Linked DNA regions of Homo sapiens: region 1 is linked to region 2. A link is a loop called in an ENCODE intact Hi-C map of the cell type or tissue named here. Cell type or tissue: dorsolateral prefrontal cortex. All regions are shown on one strand. Each heading gives the region's core, and the rest is flanking DNA. Links, peaks and the distances in the headings are about the cores only. Region 1 overlaps DLGAP1 (DLG associated protein 1). Region 2 overlaps DLGAP1 (DLG associated protein 1).

Region 1 (9,118 bases), core at 272-8,271, 50 kb before region 2:
CCGAGCTCAGGCAATCTACCAACCTCGGCCTCCCGAAGTGCTAGAATTACAGGCATGAGCCACTGCGCCCAGCCTTTGTCCATAACATTTACAATCTGGGTTACTTTGCTTTCTCAAAGTGAAATTATCAATTATGTCTATCTTTTTAAAAATTTAGTATTGTTTCAAGTTTTGTTTATGAAAAGAAAGAGCCTACATCTATATAAAGTGTAGGATTTATAATATCCATTGCTGCATAAATTAATATATTTACAGCTGAGTCTAAAACCATATACAAATAGAACTGGAAGGATCTGAAAGGGGGCCATATGCCTAATATCACATTTCTAAATGCTTCCTTTTTATAGAAAATAAACTCTAAATTATTGAGGAAGGAAAGCTAATTCATCATAATGGAGGTTTAAACATAAAAGGAAAAGAAGAAAGAAAATAACATATGCTTGGATTTCAAAATCCTGTTACATCATAGCACCCAAAATTGGAAGGAAGATAGAAAACACATCTTGAAAGCCTATTTCGCAGGCTTGGCTCCACCTCACAAAATCCCTGTGCCATTTTCTTAACAAACTTCTTTACATGTAGCAGTTGGATCTAATGAGAGGCTAAATCTTGCCTTTGTGTTAGAAATTGATTTATTTTTTTCCCTCGTTCTGAGTTCTCCTGTAGCCAGCCCCAGAACTCAAGAGCCTGCTTCATTGTTCATCATTTGTATTTATCACTTTTACAGACTGCCACAGGGTGCTCAGAAATCTACCACGCTCTTCAAAAGAAAACACAAAATCCCTGCTCTTCGCAGGGGACCAGCCCATTAAAAGCATTGGCAGAATCTAAGAAAAGAAAGCTGCAGTCGTGATAAAACAACGCATCCGGTAGGAGGGCCACTTAGGCTACCTCTGAGAGGTGGATTCTGAGGGGAGATGGAAAAATGTGTGGCTGAGAACACTTGCTCCCTCTTCACCTCACCACCCTTGCGATGCCTTTAGGTCAGCGGCTACCTCAGAGCAGGAGCAGGTGGCAAGCCCAACATGGAACAAGCCAGGTATTCAAGTCACATCCTAGGAGGGTCGAAAAGTGCAATTCCTCCTCAGTGGACAAATCTCATCCACCTGCGACGTGTGTGACAGTATTCAGGGTGAGGAAAACATTTGACAAAGGAAGAAAAAAAATCTAATCCCATTACCTTTGATGAGTGCTCAGAGGAAACTCCTATAAAAACTGAAGATTAAAATGTTGCATAGTGATGGCATATACCCATGCCCTCACACAGACCTCATTTCCTCTTTCATATTACCCGATAAATGCACTTTTCTCCTAAAGTGTATTTTTTTAATAAATAAAATCAGTAAGATCCTAAGATAGGTGTACTATTCTGAGTAGGAAAGTGATGTGTTTGCTTTCATTTCCTCCTGGTGTCATCATCCTTTGCCATCAGCAATGCTACCAAGATTGGAACACTGATTTGAATATTTCATACTTTAATTGACTATCGTTCTCCTGTATACCTACCCAGTTTGCAATTTCAGGTGACAGTATATTTTCAGCTTAACTTATGTTAATTCTTATCTTGAACTCTGTGGAATCGTATGACAGCAGGTTTAGGGCTAATATTAATCACTTCTCATTTTTGGCAGGTTGCTATAATTATTAAATAGGTATATAAGGTCAAGTTAAATATAGTCAACATCAACTTTATATTTGTTTTATAACAACTGTGCCTCCCACATAGCAGACACACAATAAATAATTGATAAAAGAATGATGGCGATGGCGGGGAGGCACTACATAATTGGAAGGGAGAAGGGAGAGAAAAATCTTCCTATGCTATTATTGGAAACTTTCCAACCATGTTTATGTTTCCATTAAATTAATTATAATCATCAAATAATGAAACTTATGTGGGATGCCCTCATATATGCAATGATTGTGACTGGTTACAGAAGAGCTATAGCTTTTATGTTAGAAAGGAGGATATTTTCTTTTTTTTTTTTTTTTTGAGACGGAGCCTTGCTCTGTTGCCACACTGGAGTGCAATGACGCGATCTTGGCTCACCGCAACTTCCACTTCCCAGATTCAAGCGATTCTCCTGCCTCAGCCTCCCAAGTAGCTGGAACTACAGTCGCGCGCCACCACGCCCAGCTAATTTTTTGTGTTTTTAGTAGAGACAGGGTTTCACCGTGTTACCCAGGATGGTCTTGATCTCCTGACTTCATGATCTGCCCCCTCAGCCTCCCAAAGTGCTGGGATTACAGGCGTGAGCCACCACGCCTGGCCAGAAAGGAGGATATTTTCTATGAAGCACTCATTCTATAAAAACTTGCCATTCTTATATAATGTAAATGGTAAATATGGCATTAGTGTTCTGCTTCTTTCTCCAAAGGGTATTTTTTTAAAGAACCCACAAATGTCATCTCATCTATTTTTAAGTATAGGGCTGCTGGATAAACAGCTAAATCATCTAAACCCAATGGGAAAATTCAAAGTTTAAATAAGCTATTTTATCTCATTGAAAATAAGTGGTACAGACTGACACAGGCCATATGGGTTTTTGCATACAGTTACATGTAAATTTTCTTAACTTTGAATATAAAATTCTGGTTGAAGCTGAAGAAATGGAAAAGCAAAATATAATCTGTAATGACGATTCTTTGAAGATTCTAATTTCTGATTCTGTGGTCCAAGTTTCATCAATTTCCAGTCAAAGCCTGTTCCTTAGGTTATCGTGTACATAATGGAGTTGTATCTTTAAGGTGAGATAATGTAAAGACAACACAAATTCTAAAATGCAGATCTCCAGTGGTCGTACATTTGGGGTTCTTTCACAGAATTCATTTTTTAATAAAAGTTACATATGCTAATTGTGAAAAAAATTCAAATAGTACAGATTGATACAGGGTTAAAAGTAAAAGCTCCCTCCCCCACCGTGTTCCAGTCTTATTTAACCAAAGGCAGCCATCACTGTTACCATTTTAACATTCGCCTTCTGCTATTTTCTACATATAGTCAAACATACAAATATGTATATGTGTACGTACACATTCACCTATGTACATATATTTGATTATATGGAGTGTCCATTCATTTGGCAAATGTTTAATGCTCATCTACTGTGTGCCAAGCTCACTTCCAGACACCGGGAACACAGGATTGAATCAAATCAAAACTCTTTCTTTAATGAAGCTACTTTGTACTATATTAACATCACATGTTAAAGAACTAGTATATTAGCAATACATATTGGGGAACAGTATTCACTACCATGCATTTTGCTTTTACAACCAGTGCTATGATTAATCATCTATTACATAAATCTTTTTTTTTTTTTTTTTTTTTTTTTGAGACAGAGTCTTGCTCTATCTCCCAGGCTGGAGTGCAGTGGCGCGATCTCGGCTCACTGCAAGCTCCGCCTCCTGGGTTCACGCCAGTCTCCTGCCTCAGCCTCCTGAGTAGCTGGGACTACAGGTGCCCGCCACCACACCCGGCTAATTTTTTGTATTTTTAGTAGAGACGGAGTTTCACCGTGTTAGCCAGGATAGTCTGGATCTCCTGACCTCATGATCCACCCGCCTCGGCCTCCCAAAGTGCTGGGATCACAGGTGTGAACCACCACGCCCGGCCCATAAATCTCTATACCAATTTATGAGTTGGATAAATTGCAGAAATTATTTGTGTATAGTCAGTCTTTAGGTAAATGTTTTATTTGTATTATCAACTTCTTTAGAAATGGATTCTGAGTTTTTCATTGCTAATCAAATTAATGCAACAATAGAATTTTTACACTGTGGTACTTAATCTTTTGTAAACCAACACCTTCAAGTATCTTAATAAAGGTATCAAAATTTTATCATTCAGATAAATTATTCAGGTAAATTTATCATTCAGACAAATCATTGTATCCTTGTAGATTCATCTATGAGAATGCTCCAAAAGGAAATCAGTTCAGAAGTCCTAGTTTCCCTCTATTTTCATTGATCACACGTGCTAGAAATCTCTGATTTAAATATTTCATGATACCCAAATGCCTCCCAAACAAAATAATTATCTTTTTGTTTGTTTCTGTGTAACAGAAGAGAAAAATAAAAGCTGTTTAGTAAATCAAAACAAAACAGTCCAGATGCGGTGGCTCACACCTGTAATCCCAGCACTTTGGGAGGCTGAGGCGGGCAGATCACTTGAGGGTCAGGAGTTTGAGACAAGCCTGGGCAACATGGCAAAACCCCATCTCTACCAAAAATACAAAAATTAACTGGGCGTGGTGGCATGTGCCTGTGGTTCTAGCTACTCAGGAGGCTGAAGTGGAAGGATTGCTTGAGCCTGAAAGATCGAGGCTGCAGTGAGCTGTGATTGCACCACTGCACTCCAGCCTGGGGGAGAAAGTGAGACCCTGTCAAAAAAAAACAAGGAGGAAGGAAGGAAGGAAGGAAGGAAGGAAGGAAGGAAGGAAGGAAGGAAGGAAGGAAGGAAGGAAGGAAGGAAGGAAGGAAGGAAGGAAGGAAGGAAGGAAGGAAGGAATCTTATAATTCATAGAAAATTAAAGAAAAAAGAAAATTACACCACCAATGTAATAGGGCACAACAAAAGCTACTGTTATTTATGAGATTCTCCTTTAGAAAGCTATTTGAGCTTCTCTTACTTCTATGCCTCATGTATTTATTACAACTGAAAGCAGGTCAAAATTTACATCCAGGAGCAGCCTCAAATGGAAGGAGGAAAGTTGACAGACAAGTGGGTGTACAAAGGAGAAAGGTGCTCTCACTCCTCTGCCTCAGTGATGGGGGGGGCACCTAAGCTGCCTCCCGTTTTCCACCCCTGCATCCCCCACAAGGGCCTTCTTGCCCCTACTTTGTATTTTCTGTTTCAGACTTCTTCCAGTAATATTGAGAGCATATGGCTGGTTTGGGCAGAAACTAGGAAGCCACATAAATTATTTTTCCTGACTTAGAATTATGTTCCCTCCTGGGAAAAAAAAAAAAAGAAGGTTCTCTGTGGCCGTTCCAACACAAAACATTTTTTTTTTCTGGATGTTTATCTAAATCCACTGCAAGGAAAAATAACATGATTCCTTTGTCAAATGAGATATCAAAAATGAGGCTTAATTCAATGTTTTTCTATTGATTCAGAATTTTTTAGTCTAAACGAATAATTACTAACTGGAGTAGGTGGCTAAGTGCCTACTCGTGCAGCTGTAGTGGGTCATTTGAATTGCAGAAAGCCAGCATCGTTACTAGGAGGAAGCATGAATATCTGAACCATCTCACCCAGCAGGTCAGCTTGACTCATCACCAAAAAGGTAAAGAAAGAAAATGACAAAAGAAAGCCTTTCTCAAATGAAATATATCTGCATTATTACTGTCCATGGGTAGTTCACAGTTTTTGTAATAGGAAAAACATCATCACTGAATATGAAGTGTGCTTGTGCGTTCATGTGTGTGTGACAGAGAGAGGATACTAAAGACTGAATTCCAGTCAATGTCGGGAGACAGAAGGAATAATGGAGTGTGCATGCATGGGTTCTGGTTATTTCTATATGCAAAGGTAATCATTTATTATCTTGACGAAGCATTCTTCTCTCATTACAGTTTTTACCATCAAAAGGTTGGCATGATCTAGGTTCTTGGTGTAAAATACAAGATGTGACCCAAACCTATTTGTATAGATCCATGTCACTTACATGTCTCTATTACCACCTCTCATTTGCACTGATAACTTGAATGAAACATATCCTGGCACAGGCTTGACACAAAATATGAAGTTTCCAAAGGCTGAGTCCCTCCTATACACAGTAGCCATTCCTTCATGTTTGTCTTCTACATGTTGATATAGGGAGATCAAAACAGTTTCACAGAATTTGTTGAAAGGTATTCATGAAGAGTTCAGTGGTGAGATAAATAGTTGCAGTGTGATGAACTGGGAAAGTGCAATGGGCCAAAGGAGATCTGAATTCTAACCCAGTTCTGCCACTTATTAGCCATATAAGCTGTAATTTACATTCTGGATGTCAATTTCTTTGTTTGTATGTGAAGAAGCTGACATTTCCCAAAGGATGATTTGAATAGATATTAATGTGAAGAAAAGGAGTTGAATTTGAGAAACTGAGTACTGTATTCAGAATTCTATATTGGCAGACATCCTAGAATCTTTAAGATGCTCATATGGATGGAAACTCTTTAAGAGAACAATACAGTATAAAGCATCTCCCAAACCCTCTTGGAACCACATTTCACAGAACATTTCTAAGGACTGGTGATCCAACAAACCTGCATGTTCTGCACATGCATCACAGAACTTAAAGTATTAAAAAAAAAAGGATTGGTGATCCATAAAATGTGCTTTGGAATACACAGGGTGAGATGACAGTCTTCAGATTCTGTTTGACTCGTCCTGCCATGATCTGGTGATGGGTCTCTCTGGGCCTAGTAGAGTTCAGTTGACCCTGCTGGGGGTTGTGGCCTTGCTTCCCCAAATATCTCCACAGCAACATCCAACTGCAGCTCCTTGGATGCCAAAAGAGCCTCTCTTCTGGATACTGGTCATTCATACCCCCTCTACACACATGCACCAGCAACTTCGTGCACGGAGATGTGTTCCTCCATGATCCCTGTTTGCCCACAACCATTGCGAGGTTTCTTCCCTGCCCTTGGTAGAGGAAAATCTGGGATGAAAGGTGTCCATACTTTATTTCTCAGTTGAATAAAATAGGTACAACCTGAGTGATGTAATTAGAGATTTCATGAGCACTTTTACTTTACAATATGTTGTTTTCTTTTATACTCTGCTTAGAACTAGAATTATAGGAATGAATATTGGTCTCTGCCAGACAAATGACATCATCCCTCCTCTCAAGTTGCTTACAGATTGGTGGGTGAGACTGATCTATAAACAAATGGTTTTAAAACAATGTGATCAGTGTTACATTAGTAGTATGTGCAAGTTGCTACAGTAAATCTTGATTTTTTTAAGGTTAGCTCTATATTTGTTTTATCAAGGCCGGGCATTATGGAATTCTTTGTCTTTCAGAATACAAAGGGCTTAAATAAAAGATGAGTCTATAAATTTCCTGTTTATTTATTTATTTTTGAGACAGAGTCTTGCCCTGGTTCCCAGGCTGGAGTGCAATGGCAAGATCTCGGCTCCCTGCAACCTCCGCCTCCCGGGTTCAAGGTATTCTTCTGCCCCCAGCCTCCCGAGTAGCTGGGATTGCAGGCATGTGCCACCACACCCGGCTAATTTTTTGTATCTTTAATAGAGATGGGGTTTCACCATGTTAGCCAGGCTGGTCTTGAACTCCTGACATCGTGATCCGCCCACCTCAGCCTCCCAAAGTGCTGGGATTACAGGTGTGAGCCACCACGCCTGGCCAATTTCCTGTTTATTTACCATGGTGGGATGTTTCAGGTGACTGTAGATTTTCCTGTTCATTTGTCAACAAGAAATAAAAATTCCATGAATGACTCTTTTGCCCTTAAAGAACATTGTCAATGAAATTGACATGCCAGGCACCTTGCTAGGTGCTGGTACAGAGCCAGTAAGAGTCTCACTTTGCTTACATGGCCTTTGTGGGTCTCCTGAACAACCAGTGAGGAGATGGTCTTTACACTCACGTCTTTGACCCAAACCATAGTTCCTCAGAAAATGAACGGAGCATATGCAGCTCACAGCTGAAGAGAATCTGAATATCAATAAGCACTGCAGCGGCCCTGTCTGCCCATCAAGTCTCCCTCCCACTGCCTCAGAAGCTGCCCACCCGAATTCCTGTCTATATGGTTAGTTCTGTGCAGCCACCTGCTGAGTTTAGAGTACCCAGTGCCCAATCAAACCCTAATCTAGGTGTTGCAGTAAAGTAATTGTATACACGTGGTTAAAATCTATAATCAGTAGACTTTATGTAAAGAAGATTACCCTCCATAATGTGGATGGGCCTCAACCAATCAGTTGAAAGGCCTTATGACCAAAAATTGAGGTTTTATTGACAAGATTCTGTCTCAAGACTGCAGAATCAACTCCAGCCTGAGTTTCCAGCCTGCCAGACCACCCTGTGGATTTCAGACTTGCTACTCACCACAGTCATCTCTAAAATAAATCTTTTTTTTTCCTGTTCTCTTCTGAGAACCCTGACTGATCCACAGTCCCCTATACACAGGCCTCTAGAGATTCCCCCAAGTGTACTAACCTTCCCCACCCTCCACCCCCTCCCACCCCCAAGCTCAGAGAGTCTTGGATCTATTGCACAATCCATTAAGGGTCAGCTCTATCATGAATGAAACAAGCTTTAAGGGTTTGCACCATGTGGGAACTTAACCGTTATTTAAACATGATTACTATATGAAAAAGCAACCTACAAATACACTTTGAATGAGTTAGCATGTCATATGTTACTTTATATCATCTCTATCTTTATAGTCAGTCTCTGAAGTAGGTATTGCTGTCCTCACTTTATGTTTGAAAACCTGAAGTTAAAAGATGTTCAGGTAATTAGGCCAAAATCACATGTCTGGTCTAAGTAGAGTCAGATTTGAACTCAGGTTGACCTGATGTACTGTATTCATTGCACCATCCTCCTTCCTTATAAGTGAAAAACTACCTAAGTAAGAATTACATGGTGGAAAAATATTTTATTTTCTTCAGTGCCACTTTTATAAGCATTCTCTATAGAGAAGGATTTAAACATTAGCTAACATTTATTGAGGACTTTACCATGTACCTGGCTCTTATTTTAAAGATTCTTTAAATGAAATGTCTGGGTTAAATTATATATCATTTCTGTAGTTGGGCATTTCAAAATTCTAAGACATTGTTAGTACTAATGATTTTCCCAGCTCCATCGACTTTGGGTCATAGATATTTAATGAAAGATTTCTACTCCCATTTTTAAATAATCAATATTTCATATTGACATTGAATACTATGTAAATTATAATAAAAAGATGGGATTGTTCTTGAAAGTTTTTTTTTTAAAGGTTTTGTTTTGTCTTTTTGTCCTTTTTTTTTTTTTTTTTTTTTTTTGAGATAGAGTCTTGCTCTGTCACCCAGGCTGGAGTGCAGTGGCCTGATCACAACTCACTGGAGCCTTCAGCTCCTAGGCTCAGGAGATCCTCTCACCTCAGCCTCCCAAGTAGCTAG
Region 2 (9,118 bases), core at 569-8,568:
GCACTTCAGAGAACTTCATCCTGTGTTTTGCAAGAGACAGAGGATAAGAGCTTGGGGCGGGGGGTCAGAGAGACCTTGAGAGCCTTCTTCAGTTCGACATATCAAAGTGCCATATTTTGGGGTATCGGTTTCTGAGCACCAACAGAGTCAAAAGGAAGCCCACATTTTGCATAGTTTTCTGGTAATATTTTAGAAGGAATGAATACCGGTAAGAACGAGGTAAAACTGCCAAGAGGATCATGCAGCCTCCATTGTACTCATGGTAATACTACTTTCGTATGACTCATCTTAGTTAAATAATACAAACCACAGTGAAGTCACGAGGAAATTCATATTAATAGAAGTTCATTTTCCACTAGTTTACCTTTTTTTTTTTTTTTTTTTTTTTTTTTTTTTTGAGATGGAGTTTCGCTTTGTCACCCAGGCCAGAGTGCAGTGGTGCAATCTTGGCTCACTGCAACTTCCGCCTCCCAGATTCAAGCAATTCTCCTGCTTCAGCCTTGCAAGTAGCTGGGACTACAGGTGCCCACCACCACGCCTAGCTAAGTTTTGTATTTTAGTAGAGACGGGGTTTCACCATATCGGCCAGGCTGGTTTTGAACTCCTGATCTTGTGATCCGCCCGCCTCGGCCTCCCAAAGTGCTGGGATTACAGGTGTAAGCCACCACGCCTGGCCCCTCTCATTTACTTTAATGTGACCATATATCTATGCCCAAAAAATCTAAAGCCATTTCATGATGTTCCTATTTTGATTATCATGAGCATTTTTCCTAAACTTGTTTTTAGAAACCTAAGTTCTCTTGTAATACTCATTACTTCTGCTTGTTGCACAAATAACCACTGCTAATTCTCCCATGATGGGTTTCAAGATTCACCATTTGGTACTTATTCACTGCTTTCATCTAAGACAATGTAAAAATGCGAACAACACACTCCATGAAATCTCTATTAGGTTGTGGTTCCTCATTGAAGCACATTCATTTTCCACTGTTCTTTGACTTTGAGCTAGAAGCCAGAGTTCGTCATTAATACCAAGTTTCTGATAACTAGAGGAGACATTGTCCAAAAATTTATTGAGCTGAAATGTCTTGTTTTATACAACAGATGCACCACTTGAAAGCAATTTAAAAATAAACACTGCAGTCATTCACTCCTATTTTCCATTAACTTAGCTTATTTTTGAGGTACACTTAAAAGGCTTGGTCTTTGCTCAGTGAGGGCCCCATGTTCTCACCTGTGACTGCAGGTGATTGGTCAAATGCTGAGAGTTCCTTGTCAGAACCAAGGACTGCTGAAGTTGGAGAGTTCCATGCTGGCACGCACCATAGCTAGTCCAAACCCAAGACCACACATACCACTGATAGCCTTTTCCATGGATGACATCTTCTCTGCATTAGAAAGATATTATTCACTAAGCCCACATGTGCCTCTGTAATTTTTACTGGTTTATTCTCATTAAGTATTTTAACAGGTTTATTTCTATTTTCTGTAACTATTTTTGGTTTCCTAGTACTACATAGGGGCCTATCTAGTCATCATCATCGTCATCATAAAAACCAAATGGGAGCATTTGGTGCAAAATAATGCATTTGAATTATCTCAGCCTTTGACCTCTGTGGATGGGAGAATAATGCCCCCCAAAGATGTCTAAATCCCAATCCCTAGAACCTGTGAATTTGTTACCTTACATGACAAAATGGACTTTGCAGATGTGATTAAGTTCAGGATCTTGAGATGAAGAGATTATCCCAGTGAGATCAATGTCATCTGAGGGATCTTATAAAAGGGAGGCAGGAGGGTCTGGGTCAGGGGAGGAGATGACAGCAGAAGCAGAGTTGGAGAGAGAAGGAAGCATTGGAGGATGCTGCACCACTGGCTTTGAAGATGTAAGAAAGGGCCACAGCCAAGAAATATAGACTGCCTCTAGGAGGGAAAAAAGGCTGAAGGAAGCCAGCACACTTTACCCCAAAATATGACTGAACTACAGAAGTAGCCTCAAAGTCCTCAAGGTCTCTCTGACCTGCTCCCCTGCTCCCTTTCAATCCTCTGTTTCTCCTAAGGCATAGGGCGAAGCTTTTCTTCGGTATTCTCTTATCCACCTGGGAACCAGACCCCAAAGAGAACCACAGTTGCCTTCCACCTCCCATCCCTGTAAATCTCATTCGCTATCTCAGAAAAGAACACTGAGGATGCAAACCCACCTGGACAGACCTTTTCACAAGACAATACCTCCCAGGTTCATTCAAAATCCAAATTCCATTTACAAGTTAATTTCTGTCTTCTAGGCCCATTCATTCTCCCTAATGATCATTTACTGCCCCTCAAAAGAATGGTCTACATTCCCCCATGTCCCCCTCCCCTAGGCAGAAGGCTTTATAAGATCTGTACTCCACTGAGTTATTGAGTACTCATTCTCCTGCAATTCTCCCATGCTATGCACATTAGAATAAATGTTGCATGCCTTTTTTTCTATTAATCTGCTTTTTGTCAGCCAGTTTTTCAGTGAACCTTCAGAGGGCGAAGGGGATGTTTTCCTTGGGCCCCTACAAAGCAAAGGAACAGGCTGTCCCCTCCAGCATCCGTAAGCAACTCAGCCCTGCTGAGACCTTGACTGCAGCCCTTAAGACCCATTCCAGCCTTCCAGCCTCCAGAACTGTAAGATAATAACTCTGTGGGTTTTCTAAGCCTCTAAGCTTGTGGTAATTTGTTACAGCAGCAACAGGAAACTAATACAGCCTGTTCTTCAAAACTACTTCCATCAGTGGGAGCACAAATGAAGTGAATGAATGCACAACTGCTGCATAGATTATTTAAAAACATATGAGAAGGGAAGCAGTCATTATTTTTCAGTCTGTAAAGTAAGGTGGATTTTTTTTAAAGGGAGAAGTACCTGGGTTTTCATTTTACAAACCCAGAAAAGGCCTTGCAGCAGGAGCGTGGTTGTATGATACAGGGAGCAGCAAGAAGGCCAGTGGCTGGCAGCAGGAGGACAAGGGACAAGGGGTAGAAGACGAGGCCAGGGAGGCAGCCAGAGCCCTGTCACCTGCATGTTTACAGGTTTCACTTGAATTTTAGAACCAATTCTAGAGATTATCTTTGTTTTCTCAATACAGTTTTTAACAAAATAAAATTCTGGCAGCGCCTTTTCCCCAAGGCTCTCGCTCATTGCACTGGATCCAGACTGGGCCTGGAACGTCCCCCTTTTTTCCTCGTCAGGAGCAGTTCTGTGTGGGCACCCCAGGAGCATCGCGGGCGCAGAGCCGGGCAGGGATCCGGCCGTCATCAAGAGGCCTAATCAGAGAACGCACTGACATTGTGGGTGGGTTGCCGTTGATTGGGAGAAAATGTCTTCAGCATTTGGACACCTGAACAGAGGAGTAAAAATAGATTCTCCAGGATTCTTAAAAAATAACACATACACGGCAGACCCAAGTCATTCCAGAGACTATAACAGCTTACGAAAAAGAAGAAGAAAACGGAAAACAAACCTTGATAGAAAAGAAGGCTAGGATAGAGGTTGGTGAGTACCCGGCCCCCAGGTTGTTGCTACACATCGAGACCCAACAACTAGGGGGGGTCCAAGAAAGAAGCAGCCGAGATGAGGTGCCTTGTGCGCCTAAACAGGCCAACTCGGGGGAGCCTAGGATGCAGCACACAGGAACAAACAATGGCTTGGGGGCTGACACTTCTCCCTTCATCGGCCTCCCACTTACACATGGATTTGCAAACATACACACAAACACAATTTGTTTCTTTACACTCTAGTCTGTGCAATGACTTCCATTGTAGACAAAAGACCTCATGCTCAAATTTGGAAATTATGCTTTTGTTGGACACACAAGATCAGCATACAGAGAGAAAAATGAGCCCACCAGCCAGGGGCCAGGAGCAAAAAGCAGACAAAAAGCAGATTAATTTAAGCACTTTACCTCAGTGCTTAAACATCGGTTTCACTTATGAGGACACATAAGATTCTCACCACCACCAGTATTACCCCTCTCGAAATCGCTGTGGCATCCATAGAAAGGGAAAAGCCTTATATTCACATGTAAGCAACTTCCAAAGGATATTGCTTTTTGTAGTAACCACTTTATTTAGATATAATGCACATACTATATAACACACCCATTTTTTAAGTGTACGATGCAATGGTTTTTTGTATCTTCACAGCTGTGCACCACCACTATCAATTTTAGAACATTTTCAGCACCCACAAATCCCCATGCCTATTGGTAGTCATGCCCCATTTCCCTCCAGCCCTCCCCACAGCCCCAGATAGCTCCATTCTACTTTGTCTCTATGGATTTGCCCATTCTGGACATTTTGCACATGTGACCCTTTCTTTCATTTAGCATAATGTTTTCAAGGTTAATCCATGTTGTAGCATGCATTAGTAGTTCATTTCTTTTTAGAGCTGCATAGTATTTTACTGTGTGGAAAACCCACATTTTATTTATTCATCCATCAGTTGATGAACTTTGGATTGTTTCACTTTTGGCTATCATGAGTAATGCTCCTATGAACATATGTGTACAGGTTTTTATGTGGGCATATGTTTTCATTCCTCCCAAGTATATAGCTAGGAGCAGAATTGCTGGTTCATATACTAACTTCATTTATAACCTTCTGAGGAGCTGCCAGACTGTTTTCCAAAGTGGCTGTACCCTTTTTCTTCCCACTAGATGTGTATAAGCGCTCCAATTTCTCCACATCCTGGACAACATATTCTTATCTATCCATTTTTATTGTAGTTGTCTTAGAAGGTGTGAAGTAGTAATTCACTGTGGTTTTGATTTGCATTGCTCAAATGACTAACCATTTGAGAATCTTTGTATATGCTTGTTGGTCACTTGTATATTTTCTTTGGAGAAATATCTATTCAAATTTTTTACCCATTTTGATTGAGGTATTTGTCTTTGAATAATTGAGTTGTAGGAGTTGTTTATATATTCTAGATATAAGTTCTTTATCAGAGATATGGTTTGCAAAAATTTTCTCCCATTCTTTGGATTGTCTTTTCAATTTCTTGAGGTGTCCTTTGACTCACAAAAATTTTTAATTTTGGTGAAGTCCAACATTTAAAAAACAAGAAAAGTCATAATAATTGAGGTCAAAGGCATTTTAAAAGACATTCAAATATAAGTTTGAAAAGATGGGAAGTCACGTTCTTATTTAAAAGAACAAAGAGGAATTGTGCATTGAAGGTCTGTAAAGATGTTTGATAGCTCATCAGTACAGTGAAAACATTTTGGTGGACTTTGGTGAGTCATTGCCATTGCATTTTCTTCCCCCTACCCAGAAAAACTTGGGCCATTCTAAAGGGATTTGGCGTCTCCCTTGAGTTCTTCTGATTTATGCATCATCAACACCTGCAAAGTCTCTCTTCACATGATTAGTCTTTGTTTTGTGCCGAATGCTTCATACTTTAAATCTTGGACCAAGGCCGGGCTCAGTGGCTCACGCCTGTAATCCCAACACTTTGGGAGGCCAAGACAGGCGGATCACTTGAGGTCAGGAGTTCGAGACCAGCCTGACCAACATGGTGAAACCCCGTCTCTACTAAAAATACAAAAATTAGCCAGGCGTGGTGGCACGTACCTGTAATCCCAGCTACTCTAGAAGCTGAGGCAGGAGAATTGCTTGAACCCAGGAGGCGGAGGTCACAGTGAGCCGAGATTGCACCACTGCACTCCAGCCTGGACAACAGAACAAGGCTCTGTCCAAAAAAAAAAAAAAATCTTAGAGCAAAAGTGAACTTTAATGATCATTGAGGCATTCTTTGTGTCTCCACACCAAGATGGTCATTGGGAACAGCTTGGAATACTGTTCCAAGCTTGGAATACTGTTCCAAGCTTGGAATAGAATCTCCCGTAGAGTTTTTAAACAACAAAAAAACAACAATAACAACAACAAGGATAGCTGTATTTTAATCAAATCAAGCATGTTTAATCAAATGTAGCGGTGTGTACCTTGTACCTAGATGAGAAGTAGTTGAATCCATCAAGAAAAGATCTGAACTTGTTGAATTTATAAGAATTTGAACAGCAATATGTTTTTAAAATTTCTACTTTATTTAATGGTATATAATATGTAAATATAGATCAAAATTTGTAAATGCCCTTTGAAAATATAAATTATCCTTTGCTCCCAGCAGGTCCCCTTACGGGTATCTCTGCTGTAGACAATCTTATCTAAGGACACAAACATATACACACAAGGTACAAAATTGAAAGCTGCTGGCTCACGCCTATAATCCCAGCACTTTGGGAGGCTGAGACGGGCAGATCACAAAGTCAGGAGCTTGAGACCAGCCTGGCCAACATGGTGAAACCCCATCTCTATTAAAAATACAAAAAAAATTAGCCGGCATGGTGGCAGGTGCCTGCAGTCCCAGCTACTCGGGAGGCTGAGGCAGGAGAATAGCTTGAACCCAGGAAGGCGGAGGTTGCAGTGAGCCAAGATCGCACCACTGCCCTCCAGCCTGGGCAACAGGAGCAAGACTGTATCTCAAAAAAAAAAAAAAAAATTGAAAGCTGCTACAATTTCTGTCCATTAGTAGGAAAATATTAAGTAAATCATGAAATATTCATGCTATGGGATACTGTGCAACTGCTAAAAATAATGAGGGCCTCTGAATGAACTGACATAAAAAATGTACAAGATAAATTATCTATTAAAAAACAAGATACATAATATCATATGTCTGGTATCTCACACCTTTAACAATCACATATTTAAAAATAAACATTGGGCCAGGCAGAGTGGCTCATGCCTGCAACCCCAGCACTTTGAAAGGCCAAGGCAGGAGGGTCACTTAAGCCCAGGGGTTCAAGACCGGCCTGGGAAACATAACAAGACCGACCACATCTCTACAAAAAACGTTTTTAAAAATTTTTTTTAATTAGCTGGGCATGGAGGTGCATGTCTGTAGTCCTAGCTACTTGGGAGACTGAAGTGAGAGGATCACTTGAGCCCAGGAATTCGAGGTTGCAGTGAGCCAGTGAGCTAAGATTGCACCACTGCACTCCTGGTGGGCAACATATAGCATGACCCTGTCTCTAAAAAATATATAAATAAATCCTTTTCCATATTGATATTGATATTATAAAGTAGGAGAAATACATGAAAGGATCTTGTGGCAGACAGAATAATAGCCTGCAAAGATATCCACATCTTAATGCCGGAACCTGTGAATATGTTACATGGCAAGGAAGAATTAAGATTCCAGTTGGAATTAAGGTTACTAAACAACTGACTTTAAAATAGGGAGATTATCTGGAATGATCCAGTTGGATAATCACAAGCAGCCTTACACGTGAAAAGGGAGGCGGAAAAGTTAGCGTTGGAGGGGGACCTGGACAGACCCAGCCAACCACTGCCGGCTTTGCATATGGAGGAAGAGGCCACACATCCAGGAATACAGGAGGCCTCTAAAAGCTGGAAAAGGCAAGGAAAGAGCTTCTCCCCTAGAACCTGCAGAAAGGGACACCGCACTGTTGACACCTTGATTTCAGCCAATGAGACCCATTTCATATTTCTGACCTCCAGGAATGTAACATAATAAGGTAATGTTGTTTTAATCCACTAAGCTTGTGGTGATTTATTACAGTAGCAATAAGGAATAAATACAGATACATGATAATAACTTATCTTTAAATAACTAAACTGTGGAGAAAGGATACCTTTATTTTTTACCCATGCCAGTTATTACATTTTCCATATGAGCATGTCTATATTTTGTAATTTAAAATTTTTTTTAAGCCTGTGGGGTGGTCTATGAAAGAGTAACAGGCCGGGAGCGGTGGCTCATGCCTGTAATCCCAGCACTTTGGGAGGCCTAGGCAGGTAGATCACTTGAGGTCAAGAGTTTGAGACCAGCCTGGCCAACATATAGTGAAACCCCGTATCTACTAAAAAATACAAAAATTAGCTGGACGTGGTGGCGTGCGCCTCCCAGCTACTTGGAAAGCTGAGGCAGGAGAATCGCTTGAACCCGGGAGGTGGAGGTTGCAGTAAGCCGAGATCACACCACTGCACTCCAGCCTGAGTGACAGAGCAACACTCCCTCTCTCAAAAAAAAAAAGAAAAGAAAGAAAGAGTAAAAAAAAAAAAAGGGTGCACTGACCACTCTATATAATAGCCCATTAAAGATGTGGAAAAGATGAAGAGGCAGCTTCCTTCTCTTTGCATCAGAGCAAGCAAGCTTCCTGGAGGAGATGGGATTTAAACTGGATCTTAAACAATAGATAGAATATTGCCATGCAGAGATGGAGGAGATCAAAACAATGGGGCAGCATGAACAAAGCAATGAGGCAGGCCCACTGGAGGACAATCAAGTGTCGTCTTTCTTGTCCACAGCAGTGCAGTATTACCTGTATCCTCAGAGAGTGTTCAGGCATGATCCGAGAGGGCTTGGATGGATTACTATGGGTTTGGGCTTAATTTGGTAGGCAATGGAAACCACTGAAAGTTTTGGAGTTTTGGGGAAAAAACTGATTGCTGGGCCAGACATGGCGGCTCACACCTGTAATCCCAGCACTTTGGGAGGCCAAGGTGGGAGGATCACTTGAGCTCAGGAGTTCGAGACCAGCCTGGGCAACATGGCAGACCCTGTCTCTAAAACAACAACAACAACAACAACAGCAAAACTGGTGGCATTGCCTTTTAAGGATTAATCCTTCCATGCAGAGAGATACAGGGAGACAGGACAGGAGAACTCTACCAGGATCTAGGCTCTGAGATCGGGACAGAAGGAGGGAGGACAACACAGACAGAAATTTGGGAGCTAGATTTGGAAAACTTGCTCACTCACCACCTGCGGGTGGTCAAGAAAAGGAACGGTGGTCTTTGGGCCTGGGTCGTGGGGGGATGACCTAGTCAGAGTAATATGATATGGAGGGTGAGCTCAGGTTGGGATAGACTGGGTTTTGCATGCCTCTGCAGTTCCCTGTATAAACGCCACGTGACTTACAAGGCTGCAGGACTGGCTGGGGCCAAGGAGAGAGGACCCTGAGCCACGCTATGTCTCCAGGGCAGGATCTCCCTTTCTGTCAGGTCCTCATCCCCTCTGCTTATCCATTTGCTTCCTGGCCAGCTCTCCCAGGGAATATTTATCCTT

The links. Hi-C counts contacts between places; a loop is a spot of excess contacts. Peaks named below come from ENCODE experiments on the same cell type or tissue, not always from the same donor. Only the 100,000 strongest peaks of a DNase experiment are listed, where the experiment ranks them.
Region 1: it touches region 2 in a loop (8-fold over the local background); 5 of 110 quality-filtered maps call a loop at or near these places.

What each region holds. Positions count from the first base shown.
Region 1 is chr18:3,828,523-3,837,640 of GRCh38, reverse strand. All of the region lies in intron 4 of DLGAP1 (DLG associated protein 1), which reads left to right. Among named protein-coding and RNA genes, the nearest start is that of DLGAP1-AS3, 45 kb to the left of the region's middle. In dorsolateral prefrontal cortex, for the core only: no CTCF peak of the experiment used is centred there; no DNase peak of the experiment used is centred there; H3K27ac peaks cover 3,366 bases.
Region 2 is chr18:3,778,760-3,787,877 of GRCh38, reverse strand. The region is part of intron 5 of DLGAP1 (DLG associated protein 1); the gene reads left to right. Among named protein-coding and RNA genes, the nearest start is that of DLGAP1-AS3, 95 kb to the left of the region's middle. In dorsolateral prefrontal cortex, for the core only: no CTCF peak of the experiment used is centred there; no DNase peak of the experiment used is centred there; H3K27ac peaks cover 3,344 bases.